Linked DNA regions of Mus musculus: region 2 is linked to region 1. The links are chromatin loops, found by intact Hi-C in ENCODE. Cell type or tissue: left cerebral cortex. All regions are shown on one strand. Links, peaks and the distances in the headings refer to the core of each region. The heading gives the core; the rest is flanking DNA. Region 1 has its middle 110 kb from the start of Nectin3. Region 2 has its middle 19 kb from the start of Gm4737.

Region 1 (5,395 bases), core at 80-5,079:
TGAAGCCCATGTTGGGGAAAAAATGCTTTGTGAACCTCACTGAAGGTTTCAGTGAAGAAATCATAGTATAGACCATGGAGGCCAGGAAAGTGTATGACTTTTCCATCAGATAATTATGATTTAAAAAAAATCCAAGCTATTATTAACATGGCAGAGATGGCATAAGTCATCATGGGACACCATGCATAGCAGTTGAGTATTCTCCTCATGTGCTGAGTCTTCTCAGAACTCATCAACTCTGCCATGGTTACACTTGTGTCTTTTTCAGAAGTATAGTCATCTGGGGATGCTTTTACAACTGTTTACAAGAGGAACTTTGTTTAGGGAGGTTCCATGGGATGCATGCTTGTCCCTCCATACGTCACCCTGAAATTGAATAGTCAGTGTGATAGTATGAAGAGGAGGGAGTTAACAAGGGAAGTGGGTGGGCCGATGCTACCATAAATGCCCAGTTTGACCCCTTCTTGCTCTCTTAAGCACCTTTGGTTTCTTCTATAATAAGATGGTGCAGCGAGAAAGCAGGTGGATACAGGCATTAAGAATGGGGCCAGCAGTATGCATTGCCACTTTCCTAAGGACTTCTAAGCTCCTGCTGCCACTTAGTAGTCAACCTGCCAGCATCAAAGAGCAAGTGTGAGTCTCCAGCTAGGCAAAGAAATCAACACACAAACTACCTTGGCACTGTAAGCTTGGAAATGAATGGACACATCCTGCGTATTGATTTGCCTTTCCTTTCTGTAAGGCTTCAGCAAGCGTTGCAATTTGAGTACTTATGTGTATGTGTCTCTCTGACATGGTTCCACACATGTCACGACATTGACTCAGTTGCAGGGGTTCCTTTACAGTGTAGAAAATGCATGCAGGTTCAACCGTGTGGGATTCACTGGGCATTTCACATATGGTGGCAATTAGAAATCGAACCAAATCACTGTTGCTGCCAATTGAAGTGGGGATTGGTTGGTGTGCCATCTTTAGCTCTGATCTACAGAGATAGTTGCTCCTCCAGGAAAGGACATGCACACTGAGTTCAAGGTCTTTGCATGAGACTGTGTTTGCAATAGAAAGACAACAAGAATGGAAACAAGAGTGTCCCCACGCACCATCACTCTCTCATTCCTGGAAGAATTTGAGACCTTCCTTTTTGTTTCTGAGCTCTGAGCTCTGTGAATTATCTCCCAAGGGGACACATTCACTTTCAAGTGAAAGTTCCTGTGAAGTCTAAGCTATGACTGCCTAGAACTAACCCGAGACAGAAGGTTCAGGATGCTGTGACCCACTGTGGAAAGAAAACTGTGTACCTTCAGTGTCTAGCTGGTATCCCTTGCTATCGATATACTTTTTTATAAGGGTAATTTTTGCCCTAGAGAGGTGTGGTGATCAGCGGCTCTGAATTCTCAGGGGTGAGAATCAGCACTGTGTTCCTTGGATAATTACTACATCTATTCAACCATTTAGCATAAGGCAAATCTAAAATAAAGAATGAAAATGGAGACATGGCAGATCAGTCTTAGCCTGAAAGCCAGGTGCATAAGTATGGTCCACCAAGGCCATGGAGGAGGTGCCCTGAAGTAGATCCCCAAAGTGAATCAGTAAGCATTAAGAGTGTACGGAGACAGACCTGAAGCTCTACCACAGGGATCCCCTTCAAAGGGAGGCTTGCAAAGCCAGCTGCCAGTCTTGCCAGGGCTATAGATGGCTGCATTGCCTTCTGGAGTGTCCTATATTCAGCAACGATTGAGGCAGAGATATATTAGTCTATTCGGCCTGACTGATATGCTGTGCATGTAGCAGCTGTCACAGTGATACATGCAGTGGGGCTAGTTTTCTTCTTCCCCAACCTGATCCTACGTCCTGCCTTATATTCCAGAGCTACAGATGCCTAGTATTTATCCTACACCCCAGATTTCTTTTATAGTGTTGCTGTCTGCGAATACCATCTGCATGCACACATGCTCAAACACTCCCCATATGCACAGACATATACCACTCCCACTGCACACCACCTGTCCTGGTGAGCTGTAGTTCAGAGGTGTCCCACATGGTCTTTGATGAGGGATATCTTGTTCTTCTGTATAGAATTCTTTCTACACAGCAAAGCAGCCTTGCTGTCCTGACAACCTCCTATTACCACTTTAGAAATAGACAGCTGGCCGGTTGTGATGGTGCACAGCGATAGGATTTGCTGAAGGAGGCAGGAGGATCACAAGTTTGAGGCCAGCCTGGGCTACACATTGGACTGGAGAAATGACTCAGTCGTTAAACAACAATGGCTACTCTTCCAAAGGTCCTGAGTTCAATTGCCAGCAACCACATGGTGTCTCATTTGTAATGGGATCTGATGCCCTATTCTTGTGTGTCTGAAGACAGCGACAGTAGTGTACTCAGATACATAAAATAAATAAAATCTTTAAAAAAATAAAAACAAGAAACAGGCAGCCGTAGAGAGTGGTGTTCTTTGTATTCACAGCAGAGAACAGGACAGTGGCACCATTTCCTACCCCTGCTGAGGACAGGATGGTTGAAATGTGAGGAGGATGGGCTGAAGCACGGGAGCCATGAGCTCACAGTCCCTGCTGTCACCTGGACTATCTCAAGCACTAATGTTTGAATTAGGGCAAAGGGCACAGACCCTGGCGTGGGTGCCCACTGACGTGATGCCCCATCTGAGAGGTTCCTATGGGGATAGCCAGGCTTATTTTGGAATAAAGGACTATTCCAAGAAAATCCTGGAAGTCTGTTGGATCGCAGCAGGGGACATCTGTGTCAGGACATCTTTTGCATGTAAGGAAAGACTGCCTTTCCTTTAGCCAGGAAAAGAAGTCACAGAGCTGCCTCTCAAAGCTTACAATTAGTCACAGAACGCTCAACGCCCAATCTCTTTGCATGCTTGTGTAGGAAGTCTCTAGTCGTAGCTCTGGCAAAGCAGAGTGCTCTGTATCCATTCTCCTCTCTGCAATGAAGATCAGGCCAGCCCATACAAAGGTAGCAAGGTAGCATTTTTGCTCAGCAAAGCGATTGCATTCTTTGCTTTGCTTGGAGTGGACATATGCCTGGGCAAAGGAGGGGAACCCTCACTAAATTCTGCGCCATACTAGCAGGAGGGAAAGTATTTAGAGAAGACAAGAGCCCAGGAGACTGTGGACAAAAAGGTGTGGTTGTACTGAAGTACATTACACAAAGCAATACCAAGTGGAAAGATTAGAGTTGCAGAGGGATATTGAAAGTCTGAGTTATGAACTGCTTATTTTCTGGGTGAGTCACCATCTAATTTTTCCAGTGTTTTGCAGCAACTTGAGAAGGTATAGAAGGGTATCCCACCCTGACCCCTGCTGCCCCTTGCATTTTGGTGGAAAGAGATCTAAAACGGAGGCTTTTCTTGGCATCTCTGGAGCAAAGAAGCAGAGGCCAAACATCTGATGAGGCATTGCATGCATATCTAACCACTGAGACAAGTCCTTTGAATTTTTGTTGTGGTTCGCTTTCAAGCTTTAAACTGTTGCACAAGACATTCGTGGATCATGTCTGTGTTTGGATTTGCAGGACCGTCTCCCATCCATGTAACTGCCAGCTAAATGTACTTTCAGGGAACTTAGGTAGTCAAAGTGTTGCTCTTTGTTTTTATTCTGTGGAAGAGTTTTTGTTTGTTGATTTTGAACTTTGAGAGCTACAAATGTTGGTGCAATTAAACAATACTAACCAACCAACCTAATGAAAAACAAACAAACAAACAAAAGCAAACCTGTGGTTAACTGGCTAAGATCCTAAGGTAAGGAGGACTTACAGTAAAAGGTTGTGGTGCGTTAATGAGACAATGAAAGAGGCAAACATTCCCTTTCTCCTCAGGCATGTGTAAAAGATCGAGACTAGTCATGGCATAGATATAAGTTATACTTACTGGCTCCCATGAGTTAAGAACAGAGGTAGGGGTGAGGGAGGTTGATATCATGGATTTGAGGGAGGCAGCTGACTCCAGCTCCCAGGGCTGGCTCAGTAGCATACCCCTGGAAGTTTAAAATTGGTCCTAGTTACTCATGAAGAAATCAGCAATTGAATCTACTCAGTGGGCTTTTTTCCCCCCCTCCAAGTAAGTCAAATATTTTCTTTTTGTGTATCCAAGGCTGGCCTTGAACTTGATATTCAGCTGATGATAACTCTGAAATCCTGATACTCCTGTCTTTACTATCCAAGTGCTGGGACTACGTGCTTATAACACATGACCAGTATGTAGTGAGGCAATTTGTTAAGTCAGTCGTATATATTTTCTCCAATTTTCCATGTCTGTTATGGGCTTATACTTTCCTCTGTTCTCTTTTAGCAAGCATAATGTTTGCAATGTTTGGATGCATTTGTCCCTTAAGTCCATCCTCTCAGTGAGAACTCGGCTAACTGTGGGTGGAATATAGTCTGTAGCCTGTTTTCACACTGCTCTTGAGAAAGGAATGGATTGGTGGATTGTCTTCCTTTAAGGAGCTGGAGTAAATAAGTAAATACCACGAGGCTGCAGGAAAATTCCAGCAACACATACACTAGGGTTGCTATCATCACTGAGACTGAATAGAACCTGCTGGTGAGAATGGTACAGCAGCTTTGAAAAAGCCAAAAGCTAAGCCACGGTGGCCATACCACCGTAGGTTCATTCCTAGGTATGTGTGCAAGAGAAGCCAAGACATTCTACATGGAAACTGTACATACATGTTTTTGTTACAGTTTCCAGTGCTGTGAAGAGACCCCATGATCATGGTAGCTCTTATAAATGAAAACATTTCATTGGGGCTGGCTTACAGTTTCAGAGGTTTAGTCCATTGTTATTTTTAGAGCCTAGATAAAACATTAAGATCCAGATGAAATGTTAAGGTCTAGGTAAAATGTTAAGGCTTAGGTAAAACTTTATGGCCTAGGAAATAGTTACCTGGCTAGCCTACCATTATAAGAAAACTTTCTCATATGTTTCTGCTAGGAAACTTCTTAATGCCAAGATTGACTACATCTTCTGTTATGTTCTGTGCCCTTGGAAACCAATCATGATAGAAGACAGTAAAACTGTTTTGTATACTAACCCAAAATAAGCTTGGACCCGAACCAACCACCCAACACCAATTCCTGCACCTATATATAAGCTTTTATGGTATAAGCTGCCCCTGGGGTGGGCCCCAACATAATAGAGACACCTGCATCAATATAAGAAACTATTTCTATAAGACTTCCATTTTGAGTAGTGGTCAAAGTGAGTAAAGTTTACATTCCCAAGACCTCCCTGGGAACTGACATTCACCTCTGTAGAAAGAGGTGTACATGAGTTATTGACATCCTGGTTGGCAAGTTAATATATGAATATTAGACAACTGGCCTGCTACAATTGAATATCACAACCAATGGATATTCAATGGAGCAGGAT
Region 2 (5,395 bases), core at 342-5,341, 210 kb before region 1:
ATAATCTTTCCATATGTGGATGCTATATTAGGATATTTAGATAAGTGTGCATAATTTGGAGCCCCCATACAAGGGAGGAAACTAGGAAAGAGCTATGGAGGGTAGCTTTCAATTTTATCGAAATAGAATATAAATGTTATGAAAGGGTAGAAAGGAGTAAAGACACAGGAAGAACTAAATAGGTGAGATGGGAATAAAAGAGAAGAACATATAGAGAAGGAAATGGAACACTGAAGACCTATAAAATCCATATGGAAATCTACTGATTTAGAAGTTTCTTAAAATTATATGCATACATAACAGAGTTTAAAGACATTGATCTATAATAGGTACAATGTTTCTCCAGATACCAAATGTAGCTGTGGGTTGCCTGTTGTTTGGTTGTTGGACAGTGGAATACTATGGACACATACCAAACACTACAGGCTATTGCCATTTTCCTAAACATTTTCCAAAAGGCAATAGTAAGACTATTCCTAAAGATGCCACATAATTGAATCATAGAAAATGAAGAGATGAAGGTGGAATGAACCCAAAGCTTCCCTTTCTTCTGGCTTGCTTTCATGATGCCAGACGTTGCTATGCACGCTGCTGAGGGAGAAAAACCATCCACAGTCTTTTAAACCCAGCTGTGATCTCTGGGAGCAATGATAATGGATACTCTGACAAGATGTTCCTGCTGGTGCAATAGTGGCATGAACGTCATGGAGTAACAAACCATTTCCTGATTAGATTTAAAGATGAAATCCATGCTTAGTATCATTAACTAGGCTAAAACTTCATGGTTGGTTAGATCATAGGCCTGAGGTGAGAACCGATTACTATTATACTCTTGATTGTACATAGTAATAAACTCACTCTCCCACCCCCACCAAGTTCTTATTTTTATACCTATAGATTAGTGCAACTCTCAACCCTCATCAGAGAAGCTTCTTTTGAATAGAGATTCACACCACCAGTCATAGGGATGAGAACAAAAGACCATGGGGTTTTCAGTTTTAAATGGGATATCTATCAAGCACGTCCTACCCACAGAGCTCATGAAATATCTCAGAAAAGGAGATACAATGGCCGTAAAAGACAAAGGTAATGAGCATGTATAACAAAGCAGTAGGTTCTGGACACAGAATGCTGTTGCATACACAAACTCACTGCTTACTTACACAAGACATGTATGAGACAAAGTCAGCCAAAATCCCAGCCTGGATAAGCAGGGCCTCATAATGTTCTAATGTAGGTTGAGGAGCTATTAGCTATTGACGGCTGCTGAGGAAGGGAGTAGTTTTATTCAGAAATGTAACCCCTGAAAGGCTACCCATGTTCCAATTGAGAGTCCTGTATTCATAGTTACACATATAGGCAGCAATAAGTGGACTTGGCGGGATATATATATATCTCACAAGGAAACATTTGAATATAGCACAAGGAAACATTTGATAGACATAGAACCCCTGATGGTGTTGCTTTGTTGCGAGGCTTCATTTCTTCTTTCTGTATCTTGCTTGTTTCCATGGAAGACAAACATTGCAAGTGATAAGCTGGGAGGAAGCTTGAGCAGTGTGACCCATTCAGATCATACAGGAAATAAGGTTATCAGGAATTTCTTTCCATAATGTATAAGTAGAACTGTTGAAATAAAGGTTTGATGAATTTGATTTTAAAGGGCAGAGCAGGTCTCTGTGCTCAAACATAAGTTTGAGTTAGCTCCTTCCCTGGAACGTCTGTACTCTTATATTATCCATTTTAACATCTTCTGGTAGTATATAGTCCATTAAAATAAAGAAAATTGACAAGAAAACTCATATTTTAGTCCATTAGTGAAGAAACTTACCACTAAAGAGAATGTATTGCAGCACAGAGGTAACGGCGGGGTTAGTAAAGGCAAAAAGACCTTTTCTCAAGTTTTTCACTGTTAGTATTTTACTGAGGTATTCAGATGTTAGAGTTCCATAAACAAACTCAACGCATCTAGGATGACTATAATATTTAAAATGTATATGTAAATTAAACAAATGGGCATTTTAGGAAAAATGTACTCACTCAAAAATACCACTGTAGCTTGTGGTATTTTTCATCTTGACAATCTACTTTCTGTTTTGTATTCATAAGACTAGAGAAGTGGTAATAAATTTCTGCTTTGCCTTCTTGTGCCTGGATTATGTGAGGTATACTTTAGAGTTGCACCTACTTTCCTCTTGATCACAGCAAAGGGCTGTAAATCTGTCACCAGGGTGATTCCCAGAGCATATGGCTTAAGGGGGCAGGGAATAGCTTGCATTTAGCTGTGTCCAGCTGTCCTGATCTAAAAATGTTGGAACATATTTCAGGGTAGATAAGCTAGAAAATATATTTAGAAAGCACCAGTAAGAAATGTACACTCATCTATATTAGGTTCAGAACCATAGAGTTTTGTTGCCTATTTCTCAGAACAGATATTAAATAATTTCTGACCACCAGAATTCTGATTAGAAGAGAATAATGTTGAACACTGCATATACTATATGGATGGCATACATCTGGTGAGATACACGACACTAAACTTCCTGATAACTGATGCGCTCTCAGTCACTGTTAGACTTGATTTGGGGCCACTGTGGCAGGTAAATGACTATGAGAAGATTCAAATGCATAAAATGGACCACCTGCAAAATGCCACTAGCTCCAGACACTTATGTGAGAATAAATCTCACTTTCAGATTCAGAGATCAGGAATTTCTAGAGCTTCTTGAAAACATAGCTGATTCTTGGGTCAAGATAGGAAAAATAGACAATTCTGAGCCAGCTTGTCATGCAAGGAGGAAAGAATGCTGGCCTTCCTTTGAAAGACGTGTGCATGTGTGTGTGTGTGTGTGTGTGTGTGTGTGTGTGTGTGTGTGTGTGTGTGTGTGTTGTATGAGAGAGGAGACACAGAGAGTGAGCAAGAGAGAGCAATGAAAATAGAAGGCAAACTACTGTATGGGGAGGAGAAGAAAGAGAGAGATAGAGGAGGAAAGGGGAAGTTGGGAAGTTACAAAGAGGATAAGAAAGAAATATTGTCTCTCTAAAATGCAGAATTTTAAATTCATGCATATCAAATGTATACACATATATGTTCTATATAGTATATATGTTTGGGAGGAAGAAGCATACCAGTAGAGGAAGGAAGGACAAGGAGGTTAGTATAGGAACAATACAAAGCACGATGATACATATGTATGAAAATGTCATACTGAAACATATTATTCTGTATACTGACTAAAAAGTATAATTTAAAAGGTATGCTAAATGCATATATGGAGAAAGTAAAGTTGAAAAGAAATGAAAACTGATGGGCATATTCTGGACAGCACAAGAGCCAATGTGGTAGGCTTTTCAATATTTAAAACCATACACAGTATTTTTCTAGGTTGGCATATAAAGTGATAGGTTTCATCAGAGCACACACACACACACACACGTATATATATGTATATGCATCATTATATTTTGTTCTCCACTGTTCTTCTCTTCCACTGCCCTCCCCTGTACCTCACTTACAGCTTCTTCCCTTTCCTTCACAAAAGTCATTTCTACTTTTACCAACAGATTTTTGATCTCTTCTAAGATCTTTCTTTCCTCTCATTATCTCCTATATAGTTTTATGACTACCCATATATATGACGATACATACACATATACATATATGTATATGCATGCATGTATTATATGTGTATATATATATATATATATATATATATATATATATATATATATGCATACATGTGTAGTTTTAACTCTTGGAGCAAAGTAAATTTCTGTGTCCAGATTATAAAATAATAATTTCCAGTTGCTTCTATTTTCTCAGCATGTTGTAATTTTATACTTTTATACTGGCATAAAATTCAATTATATATATATATATATTATATATATATATATATATATATATATATATATATATATGCATTTTCTTTATCAATTGATGATGGATATCTAGGCTGGTCCTGTTTCCTTGCAGATTTGAATAGATCAGCAGTCAACACAAATGGTAAGAGTCTCTGTAATGTGCTGCCTTAGAGTCTTCTAGAACTATATGGAGAAGTGGTAAAGCTAAACCATACAGTTTGATTTTATCTTTGAGAAGAATCCCTGTCCTGACTCTCACAGTGGCTGTACAAGGTTACATTCCTACCAGCAGTGAATATGGGTTCTCCTTTCCCTGCATCCTCACCAGGACTTGTTGACATTTGCTTTCTTGATAACAAGCTATCTTCCTGGAGTGATGTGCTTTTTCTGCCAACCTCTGAGGAGACACAACGTCACTCAGTCTGTGCCCCTGTCTTTGTTAAGTTTTTCCAGGTGACTACAGAAATATACTTACTTGTTCCTTACCTTTACTGATTAAATAAACTACATCTAAGTATTAATTCATGGAATTGGATTACAACAGCCTCAAGGTTTGGGAGGAAGGATAATAAATTTAGTATTCTTCCGATTTGATGAAAGAATATTTATGGACGATTTCTTTAAAGATAAATAGTATATTCTCTATTTTAGCTCAAAATTTAAGTCTATATCGAACATGGTCACCAGATTTATCCTGTACACTATGGACTTCAGTCTAGCTTTCTTTGTCCCTCATTTTCTTTAATAAAATGTTCTCAACTATCAACAACAAATTTTAGGGTTCCTCTCTTCAGAGATGGATAAATTTGTAACCATACACTCCTTTGTGATCAATGTCTTGGCATGCTTTCCTATTTGTGTCAGATGGTAGAAAATTCTTTAAATTTGTAATAAGCATCTACTAATAAAAGGAATGGAACACCAGAACACACATTCTAAGCAGTAATGCCTTTTTTACTTCATTTTATTCTTCACTTATTTTCATTTTTGTGTGCTTTATGCTATATTTGCTGCTAAGAAGTGAATAGAATGTAAATATACATTTTTGAAAAAAGATTTTATATATATAATTATATATATATATAGTATATATATATATAGTATATATATATATATAGTAACTTTTTAAGGCTACATTAAGTTTTTTCTTTGGGGGAGTATGAGAATATAACATAAATTATAAACAAGTCAATGAAATGAAATCAGTAAATAATGTGGTTCTTTGTTTTGTGTTCACATGCTAGATCTTATCATTTTGTAGACAGATTAAATTCTGTGCTTTCATACATGAATTAGGAATCTCAGCAGTAAGGAGTATACTCACAGTCACTAATTCATCTTTGAGAAACTGACGATTTGGGGGATAATTGACATATTTACACGTTGTATTCCAAGCTCTTTTAATTCTGATGATATTTGAATACCAGCAGTCTATTGTTTTGCTCATAGTTAGAATTTGAAATAAATTTATCCCTTTCCTCTTAAAAAATTATGACATTTACAGGGTAACTTCTCCTTTTTTCTTCATAAT

Evidence for each region. Peaks named below come from ENCODE experiments on the same cell type or tissue, not always from the same donor. Only the 100,000 strongest peaks of a DNase experiment are listed, where the experiment ranks them.
Region 2: it touches region 1 in a loop (2.5-fold over the local background); 2 of 42 quality-filtered maps call a loop at or near these places.

The regions. Positions count from the first base shown.
Region 1 is chr16:46,381,624-46,387,018 of GRCm38, forward strand. No RefSeq gene overlaps it. Among named protein-coding and RNA genes, the nearest start is that of Nectin3, 110 kb to the right of the region's middle. In left cerebral cortex, for the core only: no CTCF peak of the experiment used is centred there; DNase peaks (open chromatin) are centred at 1,958 and 2,849.
Region 2 is chr16:46,171,001-46,176,395 of GRCm38, forward strand. No RefSeq gene overlaps it. Among named protein-coding and RNA genes, the nearest start is that of Gm4737, 19 kb to the left of the region's middle. In left cerebral cortex, for the core only: no CTCF peak of the experiment used is centred there; DNase peaks (open chromatin) are centred at 2,261 and 2,549; H3K27ac peaks cover 228 bases.